2 separate regions of the Homo sapiens genome follow, and region 2 is linked to region 1. The links are chromatin loops, found by intact Hi-C in ENCODE. Cell type or tissue: heart right ventricle. All regions are shown on one strand. Links, peaks and the distances in the headings refer to the core of each region. The heading gives the core; the rest is flanking DNA. Region 1 overlaps EDA (ectodysplasin A). Region 2 overlaps EDA (ectodysplasin A).

Region 1 (12,458 bases), core at 1,521-9,520:
TGTGTCTTCCTATCCATGATCAATGTTCGTGGATAGGAAGACTCAATATTGTTAAGATGTCACTTTTTCCCAACTTTGTCTATAGCAATCCCAATTAAGATCTGCATTAGTCCATTTTCATGCTGCTATGAAGACATACCCAAGACTGGGTAATTTATAAAGAAAAGAGGTTTAATTGACCCACAGTTCCACATGGTTGGGGAGGCCTCAGGAAACTTACCATCATAGCAGAAGGCAAAACAGGCATGTCTTACATGGAGGCAGGCGAAAGGAGTGCCGAGCAAAGGGGAAAAAGCCCCTCATAAAACCATCAGATCTCACTAGAACTCACTCAGCATCACCAGAACAGCATGGGAGTAACTGCCTTTATGATTCAATTACTTCCCACCAGGCCCCTCCACAACATGTATGGATTATGGGAACCACAATTCAAGATGAGATTTAGGTGGGGACACAGCCAAACAATATCAAGATCTCAGCAAGTTGCCTTGTGGGTATCAACAAACTGATTCTAAAGTTTATATGGAAAGGCAAAAGACTCAGAACAGCCAACACAATATTGAAGAATAACAACAAAGTTGAAGAATGACACTACTTGATTCAATACTTACTATAAAGCTACAGTAATCAAGACAGTGGTATTTGTGAAATACCACAAATTAATGGAACAGAAATAGACCCACACAAATACAGTCAATAAATTTTTGACAAAGGAGCAAAGGCAACCTAATGGAGAAGGGATAGTTTTTTTTTCAACAAATGGTGCTGGGATAACTGGACATTTATACAAAAAAATCTAGACAACTTTGACAAAAATTAACTCAAAATGGATCATAGATCCAAATGCAAAGCACAAAACCATAAAACTCTTATAAGATAACATAGGAGAAATCTAGATGACCTTGGGCTTGGCAATAAATTTTTAGATAGAACACCAAAAGCACAATCTGTGAAAGAAAAAAAACTGATAAGTTGAACTTCATTAAAATTAAAAATTTCTGAGAAAGATACTGTGAAGTGAATCAAGAGACAAGCCACAGACTGGGAGAAAATATTTGTAAAACATGTATCTGATAAAGGACTTATCCAAAATACATAAAGAACTCTTATAACAATAAGAAAACAGTTAACCCAATTAAGAAATGGGCAAAGATCTGAACAGAAAACTCAAAAATCAGAAAAAAATGATCCAATTAAGAAATGGGCAAAAGACTTGCATAGACACCTCAACAAAGAAGATATACAGATGGCAAATAAGCATAGAAAAATATGCTCAACACCATTGTCATCAGGGAATTGCAACTTAAAACAATGAGATAGCACCAAACATCTCTTAGAAGGGCTAAAATTCAAAATACTGACAACATTAAATGCTTGAGAGAATATGGAACAAAAAGAACTCTCACTTATTGCTGGTGGGAATGCAAAATGTTACAGCCACTTTGGAAGTCAGGTTGGCAGTTTCTTACAAAGCTAAACATAGTCTTACCATATGACCCATAAATTGTGCTCCTAGGTGTTTATTTACCCAAATGTGCTGAAAACTTATGTCCACACAAAAACCTTCATACCAATGTTTATAGCAGCTTTATTCATCATTGCCTCAAATTGGAAGCAACTAAGATGTCATTTCATAGGTAAATGGTTAAATAAACTGTGGACATCCATATAATGGAATATTATTCAGCAATAAAAATAAATAAGCTATCAATCCAGAAAAAGACACAGAGGAACCTTAAATGCATATTGCTAAGTGAAAGAAGTCAGTTTGAAAATGCTACATACTGTATAATTCCAACCATATGGCAGTCTGGAAAAGGAAAAACTACAGAGATAGTAAAAAGATCAGTGGTTGCCAAGGGTGGGAAGAGGAACTCTTTGTATACAGGAACTCTCTGTTTCTGTTCAATATTCCTGTATACAAAAACTGTTCTAAAAATAGTCTGTAATTATAAAAATAAATTTATAAAACATCCACTAGTTTAAAAGCAACACTGCATGGCATGTAGTTCAACATGAATCTCCAAGCCCTGGCTCTACATCCACCACACCTTTCACATACCTCTTGCCTCTGTACCTTTCTTCATGCCATTCCCTCTGCTTGAAGTGCCCTTCTCCAGTCCCACTTTCCCTCAATACCTACACATCCTTTAAAACTTTAAAAGTCAGACACTAATTCCTCTGTGTTCCATTAACACACTGTTGCATTTATCAAATTATAATTTTCTGATATGTGATCGTTCTACTTAATACATTGTTAACTCCTTGAGGGCAAGGGCTGTGAATTACTCATCTCTGTATCTCCAGCTCCTAAAGCATTTCTTTTATAGTAGCTGTTCAATAAAAATGTTTGTTGAATGAACAAACGAATGACGAAGAAAGTGGTAAACCTGGGAAGTAAACCAAGATTCTGACTCCAAGCTCATTGTACCTTCCATTGAATCACAGTCATGCTAAGCTTAAAGTATTAACGATAATAGTTTCAAAAAACTGTCCATTTGTAAAATGGGCATAATTCTATCAATTTATAGTTATTTTATGGCCTAAATAAATGAAAGTCATGTGCATAGAGTAGGTATTCATAAATTTTAATTTAATTTTATTTGTTCTCTGGTTATACAGGTAGTAGGCTCCAGCTTTCCCCCACCTTTTTTTCCTGATACATGGTCTTGCTCTGTGGCTCAGGCTGGAGTGCAGTGGCACAATCATGGCCCATTGCAGCCTTAACCTCCTGGGCTCACGCAATCCTCCTGCCTCAGCCTCCCAAGTAGCTAGGACTACAGACATGTGCCACCACACCCAGCTAGCTTTTTAAAACTATTTTTTGTAGCAATAGGGTCTCACTATGTTGCCCAGGCTGGTCTCGAAATCTTGGCCTCAAGCAATCCTCCTTCGTTGGCCTCTCTGGGATTACAGGTGTGAGTCACTGCTCCTGGCCCAGGCTTCTAGCTTTCATGCTTTTCTCCCTTTATGTTGAGAACAATACCAGAGAACTGGACATTGTCAACATTTATTCAGTACCAGTTAGTAAAGGAATAAAGAGAAGGCAATGGCTAGCAACCAGGGAGGTACAGGAATGGACATTTTATTCAAGAAAAAGAAAACCATTCTTCAATACAGTTTGTATCTTCAAATCTTGGCATCTTAAGAGTTTATCTTCTATCTCACACTATTAGAATTGTAAACAGAGGAAATGTGCAAATATGCGTGGCAAGCTCAATATATATGAAGAAGATAGAAGCCATTAGCTTCAAAGAAGAGTGAGAATTTTGAATGAGAACCACATGGAATGCCCATGTTCAGAACCCAGATTACAGTTTCAGCATCTGCTGTAAAGCGTGACAAAAAGGCAAGAAAAGGTAGGGGTTTGCAAGTTGATTTTCATCCCGCCCCATCCCATCCCAATCTCAAGTATTTCTTAGGCGAGATGGCTTACATTCCTCATCCAAGGATTTCCTCTCTAGCCCTTGCAGCAGGGGCCCATCTCTGGGGCTTCAGGCTCCACAAACTTAAGTTATGATCAGCTGTGAAACTTCTCTGGCTCAGTTCTGGCTTAGTTTGGAAAAGACTAAAAAATATTACTGTGGTTAAGACAGTACTAAAAGAGTCCTACCAACTACTGACATTTCAGAAGCATAATGGTCCCTCAAAGTTTCATGAGGTATAGGTACCAAATATGTTCCCAAAGTCATAAGCGTGTTTCTTTGCTAAATAAGTATTCTGCAACACTTAGTCTTTGGTCACTTTAGTGGTTAGGATGGAGAAAGCCAGGCCTAAGGGTAACAATCTCTGAAGATAATCAGAAAGATGAATGGGAGATCATGCAGTGTTTTTCACACTGTGTTCTAGAGAGCACCAGGGTCCTGTGTGACATCAACGGATGTTATTGGAAATGGGGCTCCTTGGTCAAAAAAGAGTCTGGGAAACACATGGTTAAGGAAAAACAGATTTCTTCATTGAAGATTTCTCATATCCTTTAATATACTACTTAGAAATGTGACTCTTCAAAAAGGGGATATGAAATGCAGCATTTCCCAAACTTATTTGGTTATAGAAGCTTTTTAAAGAAATACCTATCTCTTGTTGACTTAATGTTCTGTATTGTACTGTTTGGGAAATACTGGGGTTGTGGAAACAGCATGAACTTTGTTAACTTTTCAGAACTGGGTTTGAATTCTAGTTCTATAATAATATTCAATAGCTATGTAACCTTGGGCAAGTTACTTCACCTCTCAATCAGTTTTTTCATTTATGAAAATTGGGACAATAATATCTACCTCAAAAGGGATGTCAGGAGGATTGAATTAGATAATTTACAGTACTTAACACAAGGCCTAGCACATATAGGCACTCAATAAATAGCAGCTATCATCATCACATTCATTTTCTATCACCATCATTATCAAGCCACATACCTACCTGGCAGGGCTAACCAAACAGCTTCAAAATAGGTCTGGCCTGGGACTCAAATGGCTATATTCCTGACTGCTTTGAGAACTGAGTGTAGGGAGAAGAAAACCGGAGTAGTTGTCCAGAGATACAGCTCTATGACTTATTTGCTGTCTGACCTTGGGCGAATCACTTCACCTGTCTGCATTTCTCTCTCCTCCTGCCAAATATAGGTATGGACTAGGTGACCTCTTACTCCAAAATTTTATGAACCTCAGGTCTAAAATGCTATACAAGGATTTATAAATTTATTGTTGAAGAAATCTGTCATACAGGTTAAATCCAATTATAAAGGACGGTCCTGTATAACAAAGCTATTTTTGTGTTCCAGCAGATGGCTGGCAGAAATAGTGCTTTGTCAATCTGGTTACAATGAACTCTGTATAGTGAATAATTCTGTATAACAATTGCTTTCTCTGGTCCTTGACCCCATAATTGTCACTCTCTAACATTGCCCTAATCAACCAAAGAACTTGATTATGTGTTGTTTTCATTATCAACACAAAGAGGGGAGCTGAGTTAAGCTAATCTACAGAATTTCTAGCTGAGATGTTCATGTCCAATTCCATTATCTTACAGTTGAGGAAACAGGACAAGAGAGGTTAAGTAACTTTTCAAGGGTCACACAGCTAGTAAGTGGCAGAACTTTGAATGGGTGTTTGGACTAAATGATTCATCATCTGCAAACTTAGAGATTCCACTGCAAACTCTTTCACCTAGACTATATACAAAAATGTTTAATAAAACCAGAAACAGCATTTATCACTCCCCTTTATCCCTGCATTCAAGCCCTCTTCATAGGATGGCCCCTCTAATTCCATGGTTCATGGTGACATAACTTAAAGCATAATAACCTTTGCTGCAGAACGTCAGTTAGAGATTTTTTGAAAGTCTAAATAAATTACACCCATTGATCCCTTTAGATATATGCACAGTTCCTTCCACAAAGGCCTCTGATTAGTCATGTTTTTTTTTTTCATTATGAAATCATGTTGCCTTTGAAAAAAAAACTAGGTTAACACAGATAGAAACCTTAACACTATGAATATCAAAAGTTAGTTTTCAGGCCCCTGCTTTTCTTTATCTACACACTCTTTCATGAGCACATTTTGTTCCAGGACTTCAACCCTCATGGAGAATGATACAGCCCGTGTCTCTAATACCACTGTGACATTGCCACTTGAACGCATTCCTGTTACCGGGAACTCTCATGCCTCAGATTGAATTTATCTTCTTAGTGGTTCTCACATCTGTCTATACATTGTAATCACCTGTGGAGTTTCAAAAACTCTCAATGCTTGGACCCCAGCCCTAGGAATTCTGATGCAATTGGTGTGGGGTCAGACCTGGGCATGAGGATTTTTCAAACCTTCCCAGGGGAGTCTAATGTGTGACCAAGGTTGAGAACCACTACTCTAGGACAAGCCCTGAACACCATTTCTCCTTCACTTGGGCTCAACAGAAGTCTGAGGTTAAGAATATTCCAGAGTATTCCATCTCCAGCTCTTGGGATTAATGAGATAATAGAAGCAAAAACAGCTTTGGAAAGTATGAAGTGCTAAGGAAATGCAAAAAATTATTTTAAGCAGTATGCACATGAATCAAATGGATTGCTTCAGTAGTTGAGATGTGTTAACTCACTAAACATAGTAAAGGCTACACTGGCAATTTATCATCCAACCTTTTTGTTCAGCAGAACATAGGAGTCAGAAGGGAATCTACTTTTGGGATGTGACATAAATCATCAGAGCTACCCTGTCTTACTGTCGGCAGATTAACCCCATCAATGGGCTGAAGGGGCCCAAATGGCTGGCATCAATGTGCTGTTCCCAGAAGCATATGATGACAGCCATTTGGCTGGCTCCTCTTCACTGAGGAGGAGTGCTACCATGGCAGCTGGCCAGCCAAACCAAACCACAAACAGCGATTACATTGAGAACCACACATATGCAACATGGCTCTAGATTGGGTCCCAGAACAGTTCAAGATGGCTAGCTATTGTGCTATTGTGCATGTTGTGTCCCTTTAATCAGGAATGGAGCTTATCCTGAGTCACACTAGATTCTTCTTCTGATGGGACAAACTAAGGATTTCTGATGTTCAGTTTGTATGTACTCCAGTCATTTACATTAGTGCCTGCCCTAGGATGGAGGTGCTGCTAATACTTTGATTTAGAAAGAGCCAATCCAATTTTTTTCCCCAAGAAGGGTATACTACCTGGATTCTTCTGGGATTATCCTTCAACATGGTAAGTATTTATCTTGCCTTTAATATTTTCATTATTGCCACCCCCTTCTCCATAAAGGCAGTGTCTGTTTTGGTAGCTGTGTGTTGGCCATCCTCTATACATTATACTCAGCAGAACTTTGTCCCAGGAAATACATTTCTCTTCCAGGGAAATTGAACACATAATTGAAAGTCACTAGTGGAAAAGGCATGGTCTTTGAAGTCACAGAACTGCATTCAAGCCCAGCTCCACTACTTAGTAAGTGCTGCATGACACTGAGCAAATTGCTTCATCTCTCTGAGTACATTCTCATTTATAAAATGGGGATACTATTACTTACCTTATAGAGTTGTTATGAGGTTTATACAAGATAACATGAAAAGCAAGTGTAAGATATTCTCTAGGCACTCAATAAAGACAAATTCATCTTTTTGCAAAATTCTATAACCATATAAACTTCATTTGTCCCAAACTCAAGCAAACAGAAATCTCAATTAACTGAACCTCTTTATCCAATATAAATTGGTGTTCACAATAATTATCCCAAGACACAGCAAGATTCTGAAATGGCCTTGAAGGATTTAACTGCCTGTAGAAAGTTCTTTTTCAGTTAATTCTTTCAATTATATTCAACTTATAAATGTTGTTTGAACACAAGATATGCTAGTACCATATTTGTACTACAAACAGATAATATAAGACCTGGCCACCTCGGTGATTGCTATTTATAATATCTTTTTAATCCATTCTCTTGGGTTTTCTAGCTATAGAACAATATCTGTAAATAATGGTACTTTGTATAATTCCCCAACAGTGATATCTCTTATTTCAATTTCTTGCCCCATTACATTGGTAAGAACTTCAAGAATAATGTTGAACATCAGCAGTTACAATGAGCATCTTTGTCTTATTCCCAATTCTAGCAGAAATGCCTCTAATATATTTACCATTAAGTACTATGCTGTTTATTAGGCCAAGATATTCTTTATCATATTAGAGAATGCCCTTTTATTCCTCGTTTACTAAGAATAATCAGGAAAGAGTGTTAGATTTTTATTAAATGCCTTTGTGACATCTGAGGTGATCAAATGATTTATATCCTTTGAGTTGATGATATAATATAATATTAAGAGATTTCCTATTATTGAATAATCTTTGCATTCCTAGGACAAACCCTACTTGGTCATGACACACTATAAATATATTGCATGGTTTGATTTGCTAGTAGTTACCTAAGATTTTTATGTGAGATATCTTTAGTTGTCTTTCTGGTGCTGCTTTGGAAGAGTTTGTTATCAAGGTTATACCAATTTTATAACATGAACTGAGAGGAATTATTTCTCTTTCTATGCTTTGTAACAGTTTAAGGAACATGGGAACTGTTTTGTTCTGTAATATCTCGATTTGGGCCTAACTCCCATTTTCTCTTTTTCTTTTTTTCCTTTTTTTTTTTTTTTCTCTGAGACAGAGTCTCACTCTTGTAGCCCAGGCTGGAGTGCAATGGCGCCATCTCAGCTCACTGCAACCTCTGCCTCCTGGGTTGAAGCAATTCTCCTGCCTCAGCCTCCCGAGTAGGTGGGATTACAGGCACCTGCCACTGTGCCCAGCTAATTTTTTTTGTATTTTTAGTAGAGATGGGGTTTCACCATATTGGCCAGGCTGGTTTTGAACTCCTGACCTCAAGTGATCCACCCACCTTGGCCTCCCAAAGTACTGGGATTACAGGCGTGAGCCACTATACTTAGCCCTAACTCCCTTTTTCTAGGATATCATTGGGTGACTTTTTTCTCCCTGGTAGAAAAAAAGTCCAGTATCCTTCATTAAAAATAATATGGTTATTCCTAGTGTGTGACACTTTCTTGAGAGACAACAACTCATACACGACCTCAGTTTATTTTTCTCAGTCCACTCAGCTACAATGATTTTTTAAAAGTTCATAATCTCTTCTTATCTGTTTTCCATTTATTTTTATTTCAGGCACCAATGTTATTGTCTCTAGAGGCATCAGAGGTGGGAAGGATGAAAGACAAAGGTACAGAAGGAGGAGACAGGAAGGATGGACTCAAGGAGATAAGAAACAAAGTCTGGGAGGTTGCCCTAGGAAGGCTTTGTATTAGTCTGTTTTTACACTGTTGATAAAGACATACCCGAGACTGGGAAGAAAAAGAGGTTTAATGGACTTACAGTTCCACGTGGCTGGGGAGGCCTCACAGTCATGGTGGAAGGTGAAAGGCACATCTCACATGGTGGCAGACAAGAGAAAGAATGAGAGCCAAGCAACACATGTTTCCCCTTATCAAACCATCAGATCTTGTGAGACTTATTCACTACCATGAGAACAGTATGGGGGAAACTGCCCCCATGATTCAATTATCTCCCACCAGGTCCCTCCCACAACATGGGAATTATGGGAGTACAATTCAAGATGAGATTTGGGTGAGGACACAAAGACAAACCATATCATTCTGCCCCTGATCCCTCCCATATCACATGTCCTCACATTTCAAAACCAATCATGCCTTCCCAACAGTCCTCCAAAGTCTTAACTCATTTCAGCATTAACTCAAAAGTCAACAGTCCAAAGTCTCATCTGAGACAAGGCAAGTCCCTTCTGCCTATGAGCCTGTAAAACCAAAAGCAAGTTAGTTACTTCCTAGATACAATAAGTGTACAGTACAGGCATTGGGTAAATACAGCCATTCCAAATGGGAGGAATTGGCTGGAACAAAGGGGCTACAGGCCCCATGCAAGTCTGAAATCCAGCAGGGCAGTCAAATCTTAAAGTACCGAAATGATCTCCTTTGACTCCATGTCTCATATCCAGCTGATGCAAGAAGTGGGTTCCCATGGTCTTGGGCAGCTCCACCCCTGTGGCTTTGCACGGTACAGCTTCCCTCTCAGCTGCCTTCATGGGCTGGTGTTGAGTGTCTGTGGCTTTTCCAGGTGCATGGTGCAAGCAGTCAGTGGATCTACCATTCTGGGGTCTGGAGGATGGTGGCCCTCTTTTCACAGCTCCACTAGGCAGTGCCCCAGTAAGGACTCTGTATGGGGACTCTGACCCCTCTTTTCCCTTCTGCATTGCCCTAGCAGAGGTTCTCCATGAGGATCCTGCCCCTGCAGCAAACTTCTGCCTGGGAATCCAGGCATTTCCATACATCTTCTGAAATCTAGGCGGAGGTTCCTAAACCCCAATTCTTGACTTCTGTACACTTGCAGGCTCAAAACCAAGTGGAAGTTGCCATGGCTTGGGGCTTGCAACCTCTGAAGCTATGGCCTAAGCTCTATGTTGGCTCCTTTTAGCCACTGCTAGAGTGGCTGGGACGCAGGGCACCAAGTCCCTAGGCTGCACACAGCACAGGGACCCTGGGCCTGGCCCACGAAACCACTTTTCCCTCCTAGGCCTCCAGGCCTGTGATGGGAGGGGCTGCAGTGAAGACCTCTGAGATGCCCTGGAGACATTTTCCCCATTGTCTTGGGGATTAACATTTGGCTTCTGATTACTTATGCAAATTTCTGCAGCTGGCTTGAATTTCTCCTCAGAAAATGGAATTTTCTTTTCTATCCCATTGTCAGGTTAATTTTCCAAACTTTTATGCTCTGTTTCCCTTTTAAAACTAAATGCTTTTAACAGCACCCAAGTCACCTCTTGAGTGATTTGCTGCCTAGAAATTTCTTCCACCAGATACCCTAAATCATCTCTCACAAGTTCAAAGTTCTATAAATCTCTAGGGTGGGACAAAATGCTGCCAGTCTCTTTGCTAAAACATAACAAGAATCACCTTTGCTCCAGTTCTCAACAAGTTCCTCATCTCTATCTGAGACCACCTCAGCCTGGACCTTATTGTTTATATCACTATCAGCATTTTTGTCAAAACCATTCAACACGTCTCTAGGAAGTTCCAAACTTTCCCACATTTTCCTGTCTTCTTCTGAGCCCTCCAAACTGTTCCAACTTCTGCCTGTTACCTACTTCCAAAGTTGCTTCCACTTTTTTGGGTATCTTTTCAGCAACACCCCATTCTGCTGGTACCAGTTTACTGTATTAGTCCATTTCATGGTGCTGATAAAGACATACCTGAGACTAGGAAGAAAAAGAGGTTTAATGGACTTACAGGTCCACGTGGCCGGGGAGGCCTCACAATCATGGTGGAAGGTGAAAGGCACGTCTCACATGGCAGCAGACAAGAGAAAGAATGACAGTCAAGCGAAACATGTTTGCCCTTATCAAACTATTAGATCTTGTGAGACTTATTCACTATCATGAGAACAGTATGGGGGAAACTGCTCCCATGATTCAGTTATCTCCCACTCACATGTGGGAATTATGGGAGTACAATTCAAGATGAGATTTGGGTGGGGACACAGAGCCAAACTGTATCAGGCTTTATGGTGGAGATGAAGCTTAAAGAGTTATCTGGAGGAGGACCGGTTGCTGGCCAAGGTGACTAATGTGGGAGTTGGGAAAGGAAATTTAATTTCAGTATTTACTGCCATCAATCAATATTTACAGAATTATTGGCATATCTTCATTTTTAATGCATAGCTGTAACTGAAATGGACCTCTTATGGGGATGTAGTGATTAAATTTACAAATTGAAGGTACCAAGCTCAGATGGTAACTACCTTATCATGTTTCCTTGTTTATGGATCTTGTTTATGGAAAAGGTCTTTGCCCTCCATGTTTAGGAAATTAGCTCTTTGGACCTTGTTTAGTGATCACCTTCTGCATAGACAGAAATAGAAGTGAGTAACACACTAGAACACATGGGCAGTGCCTGTAAGCCCTGATGATAGGATGTCAGAGAGTACAGGATGCCATTCATCTTGGTTATTCCTAATAATTTGAGAAGTCAGTGTTCAGGAACTGCCCTACATGTACTTTTCTAAAGGAACAGGAATAGCCTGGAAAGCCCATTCTCTTTAGCAAGTTTGGATTGACTTCAAACTGCATCCTTCTAATTGGTCCACCCTTTTTCTCTACTCTTCCCTTCTCTAGCAATATTCCCACTTGCCTAATTTGCTGGAGCATCTGGGTCAGTAACTTTCCTTGGGCACTTCAGTTTATTTCCTCTAAGCTCCAGGGCTGTTATAAAAAGGCTTGTTGAAATCTAGGCTGTGATTCAGTGGGGTCTGATACAGAGCCTAGATTCAGCATCTGGAAAATCCTAATTTTCACCCATCTGTACAAACAACTGGATGGAAGTGCCTGTGCTCTGCGAGGACTCCATTCCTTCTGGTCTAGTGGTTGCCCCTTCTGGAAGTACGGAGTGAGGTTAACAAAAACAAAAACAAAAACAACAACAACAAAAAACAGCAACAAACTAATTTGCCTTTTTATAGAAATGTATTAAAAAGTTAAACACATTATTTTAGAAAACTATTTTTAAATAAAGCCCTCCCCACCCATTAGCCCAACAGTCTACTGCTGGCTCTTCCCATTCCAAGGAATGAAGTCATGCTTTATGGGAGACATCTGCTTCTGAAGATATTACTGCCCTGAGCACAGAACATGACTTCATTAGAGGGAACAGTGGACCAGAGAGATTCAACAGGAAACCTGCATATGTGACAGTAAAAAGAAAAACAGCCAATTGAGATTCTCATCAGGTCTCTCTCTATCCTTCAGGATAGATGGAAGACCTGGTGACTTCACTGTCATATGACTTCCTTTTACTTTCAAATCATGAGCTATATATGAAAACTTCCAGAAAACTGTAACTCATAGCAACTCCACCTGTATTTGTAAATACAGAATTTGTCTTCTCTCAAGGGATTGGATGGA
Region 2 (12,458 bases), core at 1,633-9,632, 240 kb after region 1:
AGGACTAGTATGTTGAATACATAAAGAGCTCTCAAAACTCAACAGTTAAAAAAAATCCCATTAGAAAATGGGAGATTTGAAGAGCTATTTCACCTGAGGGTGTACAGATGGCAAAATAAGCACATGAAAAGATGTTCTGCCACATTAGCCATTAGAAAATGCAGCTTCAAACCACAATGAGATATCACTGCACACCTATCTGTATGATTAAAATAAAAATGAGTGACAACACCAAATGCTGGCAGGGCTGTGGAAAAAGGGAATCACTCATACATTATTAGTGGGAATGTACAATTGTACAGTTTCTCTGGATAACAACTTGGCAGTTTCTTATAAAACTAAACACACAACTACCATACAATCCATCAATTGCACTCTTGAGCAATAATCCCGGGAAATGGAAACTTATATTTATGCAAAAACCTATATACAAATGTTCACATAAGCTCAAATCATTATAGCCAAAAACTGGAAATAGATCAATGTCCTTTAACATGTGAATGGTTAAACAAACTGTGAACAAATAAAAGGAATAAATTCTTGATATACACAACAGCTTGGGTGAATGTGCAGAGAATTGTGCTGAGTGAAAACGGCGAATCTCAAAAGGACATACATACGCTATGATTCCTTTTGTAAAATAATCTAGAAGTGAGAAAATTATAAAGATAGAACAGATTAGTGATTGCTATGAGTTCAATCCCACACTTTCAATCCCATCATGTTGCCTTTTTACACCACACACACCACCCCTGCCCATACAAGGAAGAATTCATTGCCTACTACCCATAGTATAAGAAATGTTACAGCACATCCTTCAGGAAAAAATAAAATGACATCAGATGAAAATATGGATATATAGAAAGGAATGAAGAACACCAGAAATAATAATTACATAATTTTTTTTCTTGTTGTGTGTGCTATAAACCCTAAAGCAACCCCTAACATACTAAGAGATAAAGCTAATCATCCAACAAAGGCTTTGCAATATAATTATAATGATACTTAATCAAAAAGAAGTCAGGAAAAGAAGAAAAAGGGAACAAAGAATATCTGGGATAAATAAAAAGCAAATGACAAGATGATAGACTTAAACCTAACCACATCAATTGTCACATTAAATCGAAGTGCTTTAAACACCTCAATTAAGAGGCAGAGACTGTCAGACGGAATTAAAAAAGCAAGATCCAACAACATACTGCTTAACAGGAAACACATTTTAAATATAAAGGCACAAATGGGTTAAAAGTTAAAGAATGAAAAATGATATACCACACTGATACTAATCAAAAGAAAGCTGGATCACTGATAGAAGTGCAAGGAGAAATAGACAAATACACAATTATATTCAGAGATTTCATTACTCATCCCTTAATATTGATAAAATAAGTAGACAGAAAATCAGTTAGGAGACAGAAGACTTTGCAAACACTATCAACCAAGTAAACTACTTGATATTTATAAAACACACAACTCAGCATTGACGAGTACACAACTGCCCATGGAACATTTACCAAGCTAGATCACGCTCTGGGCCATGAAACAAGTCTCAACAAATTTTAAAAAATGCAAGTGGCACAAAGAATGCTCCATTACCACAATGAAAATAAATTAGATGTCAAGAACAGAAAGACATCTAGAAAATCATTAAGTATTTGGAAATTAAATATTGCACTTCTAACTAATCCATAGGTCAAAGAGGAAATCAAAACAGAAATTAGAAAAAGATTGTGAACTGAATGATGATGAATAAACCGTATATCATAATCAATATTTTGGGGGAATTTATAGCACTAAATGCCTACGTTAGGAAAGAACAAGAAAGTTCTCAAATCAATGACTCCATCTTCCTACATTAAATAACTAGTAGAAGAACAACACATTAAACCCAAATAAGGAGAAATGTTTGTAGAAATTGACAATTGGGTTCTAAAATTTGTAAGAAAATGTAAAGCACCTAGATGAGTCTAAATAACTTCAAAAAAGAACAATTATGGAGGACATATGTTACTTTTTTGGGACTTAATATAAAACTATAATAATCAAGACAGTATATTATTGTGTAAAACAGGCAAATTTATTAATGATACATAATAGAACCGAGAAATAGATCTGCTCTTATATCATCAACTGATTTTCAATAAAGATGTCAATGCAATACATTGGGAAAAGAACTGTCTATTCAACAAACCATGCTGAAACAAGTGGATATCCATATGCAAAAAAATAAATAAAGACACCTTGGCACTTACTACACATTGTATAAAACATTAAGTCAATATGGATCATGGACCTAAATGTACGAGCTAAAATTATAAAACTTTTTGATGAAAACAGAAGAAAATCTCAATGTACTTAGGTTTGTCAAAGATTTCTTAATTATTACAAAACTCCAGAAATTACAAAAGGGGAAAAATCATTACATTGGATTTCATGAACATTAAAGATGTTCACTCTTCAGAAGACATCACTGTGAAAATGTAAAGTCAAGCCACAGATGGGGAAAACTATTAACAGAACGTATATGTGACAAAGGACTTGCACCTAGAATATATAAGGAACTCTTACAACTCAATAATAAGATGAGAAAGAACTTAAAATTCAGCAAAATACTTGAATGAATGCTTCATCAAATAATATATTCAGATGCCAAATAAGCACATGAAAAGATGTTCAATATAATCTGCCATTAGGAAAATGCAAATTAAAACTTCTTAGCATGAAATAATACTGTACATCTACTAGAATGGCTACAATTAAAAAGACTTAGTACACCAAGTCTTGTCAGGATGTGAAACAACTGGAATGCTCATACACTGCTAGTGCTAGTGCAAAATTTGAAAGTTTGGCAATTTCTTACCAGGTAAACATACACCTGCCATATATCCCAGCAATTCCACTGTCTTTTTATCTAAGAATAAAAGCATGTGTACACAAAAACACTTGTATACAAATGTTCATAGCATTTATCTGTAATAGCCAAAAAGTGGAAACAAGTCACATGTTTATCAACAGTTGAAAGGAAAAATGAATTGTCACATATCTATAATATACTGCTACTACTAAACAATAAGAAAGGAATGAACTATTTATATACATGACAGCATGGATGAGTATAAAAATAATTATACTGAGTAAAAGAAACCAGAGAAAAAGTTCATACTCTATGAATCCATTTATAAAAATTCTAGAATATGCAAACTAATCTGTATTGAAAAAAAAAGCAAATCAACAGTTGCCTAGGATAGGAGGAGGTGAGTAGGGAAGGAATGGAGGGAATACAAAGGGACACAAGTAAACTTTTGGGCATGATAGGTATATTTATTATTTAGATTGTGGTGATGGGTGTGTGCATCAAATTGTAAACTTTAAATGTACTTAATTGTATGTCAATACTTCAATAAAAGTACTAAAAAGTAAGTAAAATGTGGCATAATTAACACAATCACAATGTTACTAGTAATTATGTTACTACTTTTAAGGATTTCTAGGTGTTTAACATCAAGTCACAAGGAAAGGTGGCTCTTTCTAGCCAAAGGACTAGGAAAATGGCAGCCTGGCAAGACAGAATAATTCTAATCACCTTCCTACTCCACCTAAACACCACGGATAAGACTGTGGCTCCACTCCCATCCATAGCACCTTCAGCAAAGGCCAACTCAAAGTCAAAAAATAACAGATGCTGGCAAGGCTGTAGAGAAAAGGGAATGCTTATACACTGTTGGCGGGAGTGTATATTAGTTCAACCACTGTGGAATGCAGTGTGGTGATTCCTCAAAGAGCTAAAAACAGAACTACCATTCGATCCAGTAGTCCCATTACTGGGTATATACCCAAAGGAATATAAATCATTCTACCACAAAGACAGATGCATGCAAATGTTCATTGCAGCACTATTCACAATGGCAAAGACATGGAATCAACCTAAATGCCCACCAATGACAGACTGGATTAAGAAAGTGTGGTACATATACACCATGGAATACTATGCAGCCATGAAAGAGAATGAGACCATGCCTCCTGCAGGAACGTGAATAGAGCTGGAAGCCATTATCCTTAGCAAACTAACGCAGGAGCAGAAAACCAAATACTACACGTTCTCACTTATAAGTGGGAGCTAAATGATGAAAACACATGGACTCAAAGAGGGGACCTAAGGACCTATAAGACACTGGGACCTACTTGAGAGTGAAGGGTGGGAGGAGAGAGAGGGTCAGAAAAAATAACGATTGGGTACTAGGCTTAGTATCTGGGTGATGAAATAATCTCAAACTCCCATGACATGAGTTTACCTATATAACAAACCTGCATATGTAACCCTGAACCTAAAATAGAAGTTAAAAAAAAATGCCAGATACTTCCCCCCTACAAAAAAATCAAATGGAAATTTTAGAACTGAAAAAATATACTTGCCAAATTGAAAACTCAATGTGTGGGCTCAACAGCAGAACAGGGAGAACAGGAGAAAAGAATCAGTGAACAAGGAAATAGAACAATAAAGTGGGCAAACAATTGAGCAAACCGTGGTACATCCATAACATGGAATACTACTCAGCAATAACAACGAACAAACTATTGATACAGACAAAAACTTAGATAAATCTCAAGGGTATCGTGCTCAGTGAAAAACAAGCCAATCCCAAAAGGTCACATGCTGTACGATTCTTTTTCTTTAATATGCTAGAAATGACAAAGTTTTAGACATGGAAAGCAAATTAGTGGTTGCCAGGGGCTACAGATAGTGAAGAATGGTAGGGAGCAGGTTTGACTCTAAAGGGGTAGATAGCAAGAAAGAGATCTTCGTGGTGATGGAATTGTTTTTATTGGCTATACAAATCCTCAGAAGTGATAAGATGGCATAGAATTTATACACACATTGTACCAATGTCAGTTTCCTGGTTTTAATATTGTACTCTAATTATATAATATATAATCATTGGGGAAAACTGAATGAAGGGTACAAGAGACTTCTCTGTACTATTTTTTGAAACTTCCTGTATTTCTGAAAATAAAAAGTTATGTTTAAAATATTTTAAAATAAAAAGTTCAAAAAGAAAGAAAATTAAAACCAACACATTGCAAACAACTACAAGTACAATTCAATGAACACCAGTGATGGTTATGAATGATGGGTAAGAGGCTGCAGGCTAGAAAAACATCACAGAATAGGAAGACAAAACCACTATACTGCAAAGTGATCCAAACTACATAGTACTGAATCATTGGTTACCAAAGAGAAATGGAACTAAGGGTTACTCTAATTTAACCGTAGGTTACTCACCACTAGAGAATGAGCATTTTCAAACCAGGTAATATTATCTTTTGTATAACAAGGTAGATAGAACCTATATAAAATAATGCTGGCATATAGTAGGCCCTCAGTATATATTTGTTGAATGAACGCATGAAAATGAATGAATGAATAGGTAAGCCAATTCTCTTCTTAGGTCCACCACTGTTGCTACATTCTCTCATAGCCTTTAAGAACTTTTTTTGAGAGAGTGCTTGAGATCAGAAAGTTCTGGCTGTTCAGTGATAAATGATTGTCCCTCTTCTTAGGGTGGAGTGTTGACTAAATATTTCCTTCAGAAGCTAAACAGTTTAAGAATCATTGTTCCAAAGCACTAATCTCTGATTGTTAGGCGGTGCCATGCCTATGACAATTTGATTTGGGGATCTTTTCAAATCATTTTAAGTTAAAGTGACTTCAAATTAATTTGGTTTGAGAATTGCATGCTAACCATTGAGAAGATTATAAATACCCTGGGATGCCACCCTAGATGACAAGGTGTCAGAGTGATTGAGATGTCATCCAGAGAATATTATTACTTAAATAAACAAAATGAGCTCAGCTGCAGTAGTTTATAATAGAATCCTTTTGTACAAATATGGTAAAGGAGATTATCTGATAAAGGTTTTATTTGGGCAGCATCAATGAAGAAAGGTAAAGGGGAAAAAGTAGGAAATATTTTTCAAAAATACAACAAAAACAAAGAAAAACAACAGTTTTCCTTGTTGTCTTTCTTTTATTATGTAATACTTATTAGGGAATATACAGAAGGACAGAAGGCATCAAGAATAAGAAACGGGCAGGGTGCGGTGGCTCACACCTGTAATCCCAGCACTTTGGGAGGGAGAGGCGGGTGGATCACTTGAGATCAGGAGTTCAAGACCAGCCTGGCCAATGTGGTGAAACCCTGTCTCTACTAAAAATACAAAAACTAGCCAGGCATGGTGGCAGGCACCTATAATCCCAGCTACTCAGGTGGTTGAGGCACGAGAATCGCCTGAACCCAGGAGGCGGAGGTTGCAGTGAGCTGAGATTGGACCACTATACTTTAGCCTGGGCAACAGAGTGAGACTCTGTCTCAAAAAAAAAAAAAAAAAAAAAAAAAAGAATAAAAAATGAATGGGAGTGGTAGTGGTAGTGGTGGAAGAAAACTAAGACAGGAAGGATAAGAGATCAATGAGCAAGGTTCATTGCTAGACCAAAACAGTAGTTGAGAGGAAGAGTGAGGAGGCATATACACTTTCCTTTGTTCTAATCTAATTATCCCCTCCTCAGCTCAGTAATGTCCCTTCTGCCCACCTCACCCTTCCTGGCTAGCTCATCTCTTCTCTCTCTTATATCTACTAATACCTAATCAAAATTTATTATAGCATAGTCTCCCCAGGGACTCTAGCAGGTCAACGCTAGTCTGGTTTTCTAAAGGAAAGCTCAATGTAGCTGATGGATGAAATGAAATGAAAGTCTAAAGCCTCAAAACTCATTGGTTTATTTTAACCTTACACTTGGATACTCACCCATCATCATATCCTTTTTAGCCACAGGGCACTAACGCTAACTGATGTATCAGACAGAGAACTCCAAACCATGCTGCTCTGGGGAAATTTGCATAATGTCCCTCAAATATCAGGGGTTGGCCTTAGTGCTCACAAGCACTATAATGAGTGAAGTATCTCTAGTGCTAGGTCCAAACATAATTTATCAAGCCACTGATTGTTTATTCAGTAAGTGAGGCTATTTAAATGTTTAATAATATACCTTCATTATACTGCAAAAGTTGAGGTCACATAAGGCGGCAGTTGCAGCATTGTGTAGGCATAATTCATAGTTTACCATTCAATCTAGATACTTCAGTTGCATTGCCATATTTTTGAACTGATAAATCTGATTATCTTTAGAGAGCATACCATTTGCTCCCTTCAGAAAACATTTTTCATTTACCAATAAACATCTCATCAGAGGCATTTGAATACCCACCAAATGTATGTTCCTGTAATAGACACTTAGATACAAAAGCAAAAAGAAGGAAAAGCAAATTTCTCTTCTTCTGAAAGGCCAGTCTAAAATGGATATACTGACATGGTCACATGCAAAACAGGATGACTACTAAAGCTGAAGAAATGTCCCTCACTCCTATCAAGGCCTAGATATCCTGCCTATTTCTAGAAAATACTTTTACACCTTAAATGAATTCATAAAAGGACATAGGAAGTTGTTTTCTCCCAATTATCTTTGTAAAATCTTATATCCAATCATGAGCTCCTAAAAGCATCAAAGTAGAAACTTTTTCCCAAAGCTCAATTCAAAGCCATAAAATGGTAATATCACCACTGTATTTTTAACAGACCACAACTAATCCAAAATCATTCCTATTTTTCTGGGCACAAGGTGACATGAGGATATTTCTAACTAACAGTAAAAGTAGTTCCTTTGTCCCAAACTACCTGTGCAGAGAAATAAGCATTTTCCATTTCCATCATAATGAAGGATACAATCTTTCCTAGGAACATCTGAAAGACCAAGAGTTTTAATTACTGATCTTGCTGAGTTCCAATGACATCTACTTTTATTAATTTCATACTTCAATCGAGTGTGAAGGGAAATCACCTTTCCTCTTCTCTCTCATTTCTACTCAGTTCAGGTGGCTTAATAAATGTATTGATTAGCCACTAATTGTTCATCTTAAAAATTAATTTGAAAAGTAAATTTGTAAAAAAAACACTGCTTCTATTTGGACATGGGCTGAGTGCTCATGATGCTTGGGCCACAGTCCACACATCTGAATTATGCACATGCTGTACCAAGTGTCACAAAGTACTTTATTTAGCCAGCTGGAGACACAGATTTCACACTGAGGAGTTCAGTGCTTCCTATAGGAACAATGCCGCGTGGATAGTCAATAAATCTTTATGAAAAGCCTTCCTCGCAGAGGGAAAAAGAGAAAGACAAGTGAACCAAGAAAGGGCTGGTTGGAAGCTTCTGTGACTGTTTTGGGAAGAAAGACTTACTGGAGAACAAAGAAAATGTCTGCAACTTTTCCAGTAGAGGGGAATGGGGACTGAGAGAAGTGGTCACCAGTCATTCTGGAATAAAGGAGGTTGGGCAGTCACTTCAAACCTTTGGCATCTAGACTACTATTCACGAAAAATTCACAACCTTCCCTTTGTAAAGCATGATTACTTTCCAGTCACCACCAAAACACCTATTTTTAAAAAGTATTGGCCAAGGTTACATATTAAATATATATACTGATACCTCACTTTTCTAGGTAACTTATCCAGCACTTTCAACTACTCAAAATTGGCCAAGACACTAGAAGAGAGCCAAAATTATATATTCTAAGAATGAATGTACAGTAAGACTTATGTTCTTTACCCGTAAAAACATAAATAAGGGTTAGAGTTCTCATAAGAGGACTCCCTATGTTCTAATTCAACGCATAGTCACTCTTAAGATTGTGTCTAAAAGTAACAAGCATATTTGTTTGGTTTCCAGGGGTACAAATGATTAGGAGGAGGGGAACTGCCAGACGCATCAAGTAGTAACAGCTGACAGCAGTGGAAGAGATTAAAGAAGTATAAAAAGCAGATATTAAATTTTAAAAGCATAGTAGTCTGGGGACATTTAGTGTAGGGGCAAACAGTCCTATTCCTATCAAATGTCCCCAGTAGAACAATTGTATAAAGCAAAGCAAAATACTCATGTTTATAATGATGGCAAAACTCTAACCTTGTCCTGATATTTTCATCTGATAATATTATGTCAATAGCTGCAAGCAGGTGGTCTTCTTGAGGCAGTGTAATACAGTGGGGGAAAAACAAGGCACTTACTAAAACGTCAGTTAATCATTTAGTCCAAGATTTTTTATCTGTAAAATGTGGATAGTACTACTTCCTTCACAGGAATGTCATGAGGACAAAATAAGATACTGTATGTAAAAGTACTTCATAAACTATAATGTGCTAAATAAATGATAACTCTCCATTTTCTTTGTTCTGCTTGTTCTAAAATGTGACTATAAGAACCCATAGTGGTTATCTCAGCTTTTTCATCATCTTCTGGGCTTTACACTTTAACACATCTTTCCTCCTTTTACTTGCAAGGGATTATGATACCATTACTTTAGCTATACCTGAACCCTAGAGGCATCCTTGATTCTTCCTTTTCCATTGATATCTAAGCAATGACCTTGTACATCTTCCTAACCTCTCTTATAGCTTTTCTTCATCTGCCATTCCCTCTATATATCCTTGTTGCCCAGACTCTTAGAGCCTCGTCTCTAACTTGTTCCTGCATCTAGTTCCCCCGCAACTCATTTGAGCTTTCCTATACCTGCTTTAAATATGGCTTTGTGCATGTCATCCCCTAAATCAAAAACTTCACTGGCTTCCCAGTGCCCCCAGGATAAAATTCATACCCAACAAATTGGCATTTATAAAACCCCATGGGAGGAATTTCTTACAAGTCTCAAGAAAAGCTGTGCTGCTTCTGAGAAACGAGTTCATTTTTACCTTATAGACACCTGCAACTGTTATAACTAACATTTCCTTCCTTGATCCGTCTGCTAAGAAGCTGAGTCAAATTTAGGGCACAATCATAAGTCTCCAGTGCTGTATACTCGGTGTACTAACCTTACCCTGGCCTCATTTTGTTTCTTATAATTATTTTCCCTTCATACCCATTTCCCTGTCAATTTGTTAATCCTGTTATTGTATGTATTTCTTGGTAAACCAACTGATATCCTTGCTGGAATAAGGCAGACTATAAAATTAGTTTTGTGAGACCAAAGAAAACATATGAGCATATGAACACAAGTGAAAAAGAGGCTGGATAACAAGAGAGGGGGCAGGAATGAGGATGAGAATGAGGATCTTCACTTATGTGAAGTATTAGTTCAACTGTAAGGAAAATAGAGAGCCCTTTGTGGGAACATTTACTATGAGAAGTTGTAACAAGCTAACATGGAAACAAGTGAAGCATTTATAATATCAAATCTGTTTCTGATAACATCTCTGAAATGGGAAGTTCTACTGCTAACCTTTTCTTAAAATACTTTACCAACCAAAAATTTAATAAAGTCAAAGCTAGGCAAAATGATGATGATGTACATTTGTACTGCTTTGCTTTTTTTTTTTTTTTTTTTTTTGTACAAAAGAGCTTTTATAAAACCCCATGAGAGGTTTGTACAAAGCCCTTTTCACATACAGAATCTTACTGGATTGTTCCAACCATACTAGACTGTTCTTTCCTCTGGTACAGAATCCATTCACACTGGCAAGAGTCTGTTACAAGCAGCATTCTCCAGATCTAGGGAGAGATCTGGAGAATCTTTAAAGACGTGGTATTTGCTGTAATACAGTCTTAAGGTATGTTGTTTGCCCCTCTCTCTCAGTCCTCTTCTGCTGGCATTTCCCCTTGTTCTCTAAATCACCACGCTGTACCATGCCAATGTCAGTCTGATCTCTTTACCCATTTTTATGTCGAGCCTCTTTTCAGACACACTATCCAGCCCTCTCCTTCCTTATCCTTATTCCCCAGTCCCAAAAGAACAGCCTTCAACTTCTTTGCACACCTGGGCCACTCCCTCTCCAACCTCTACCTTTCCAAGAAGGCACTTGTTTCGAAGCATTTCAGCTATGAAGACCACCTACCATGGGGCTCACTTATTGTTCTCATTCCATATTGTACCGCACCAGCTTGTATCTTTAGACTGTAAGCTCCTCAGAGAAAGGATTTTCTCCTTTGTTTAGTGCAATCAACCTATTGTAAAACACGGTGTATACTTACAGACTATCACTAATGCGGTTCTTCCTGGGTTTCACTGGAATTATCCACTGAGTCACGTGACTTCATTTCAGCATCATTTGTCTTCCCCTGAATTACTTGAGGCCTTCTTCCAGATTTTTTTTTAAAGTAAAAAATTAGCACTTTCTGCTTTCAGGAGAGCTGTCAGCCACACATCTAAACATACGTGCTTTATCTTGCTTTATTCTATTTCTTACAGATAACTGTATCAAATTAGATATCCTTCAAGAGGCTGCTACAAAGGTAAAACACAAAGCCATTTTCCTTCTGGCTAATCTACAGATGATCTTATTCACTCCTACTATACAGAAAAATGACACTGGACCATTTGGAATTGAGTATATCCCAGCTATCATTAGTTACAATGCTGTATTGGGGAATGATGCTGGTTTAAAAAAGAAAGTCATTAATTTCCCTAGAAAGAAGAGGAAAGAAATCTTAAAATATACAGAATTACTGAATAATAAATCCTATTTTTCAATTAATGCAAATGTTTAATGACTTGAAGTAACTTTAAAGATCAAAATGCATTAGAGGATAAACAGATCAGACAGCACATAAATTCTTGTGTGGAACCAGGAATCAGATATAACCCAAAACCTCCAACTTGACAATCGGTTTCATAAGTATCCAAATGGAAAAAAAAGATGTGATCTCCATCTGGGTTTTTTGTTGTTGTTGTCTTTTTTATTTTTATTTTCTGAGACAGAGTTTCACTCTTGTTGCTCAAGCTGGAGTGCACTGGTGCGATCTCGGCTCACCGCAACCTACACCTCCCGGGCTCAAGCGATTCTCCTGTCTCAGCCTCCTGAGTAGCTGGAACTACAGGCGCATGCCACCACACCCAGCTAATTTTTTGTATTTTTAGTACAGACGGGGTTTCATCAATGTTGGCCAGACTGGTCTTGAACTCCTGACCTCAGGTGATCTGCCCACCTCAGCCTCCCAAAGTGCTGGGATTACAGGCGTGAGCCACCACGCCTGGCCTTCAAACTTGTTTCTTTAAGTTTGTACTTAAGCATTGCTCAAAAAATGTTTGCTGAATATAAATGTTCCCAGGGCAGCCCAAATCAGGGCAATTGAAGAGGAAGAAGCAAGCACACTAAGATAATCTATAAATTCTATAAGGACATAAACAGCTAACACCTTGACACTGAATCTTCTTTCTACCAGATCATCTAGTCCACACTATTAGAGCATTTCATCCAAGATACCCATTTCTCCATCCCAGGGGCAACAGTCTTACCCTCTACCCAACTGGAACTTTTGGCTTATGATCAATTATCTGGATGAATTACAATGCTTAACGTTTGCTCTTTGTGTATAAAGATGAAGATGAACACCTTTTGAAGCCTATACCCGATGT

Evidence for each region. Hi-C counts contacts between places; a loop is a spot of excess contacts. Peaks named below come from ENCODE experiments on the same cell type or tissue, not always from the same donor. Only the 100,000 strongest peaks of a DNase experiment are listed, where the experiment ranks them.
Region 2: a loop joins it to region 1, with 3 times the contacts of the local background. A loop is called at or near these places in 3 of 110 quality-filtered maps.

The regions. Positions count from the first base shown.
Region 1 is chrX:69,995,296-70,007,753 of GRCh38, reverse strand. The region is part of intron 2 of EDA (ectodysplasin A); the gene reads right to left. Among named protein-coding and RNA genes, the nearest start is that of MIR676, 21 kb to the left of the region's middle. In heart right ventricle, for the core only: no CTCF peak of the experiment used is centred there; a DNase peak (open chromatin) is centred at 6,306; H3K27ac peaks cover 2,331 bases.
Region 2 is chrX:69,758,173-69,770,630 of GRCh38, reverse strand. All of the region lies in intron 1 of EDA (ectodysplasin A), which reads right to left. Among named protein-coding and RNA genes, the nearest start is that of EDA, 150 kb to the right of the region's middle. In heart right ventricle, for the core only: no CTCF peak of the experiment used is centred there; no DNase peak of the experiment used is centred there.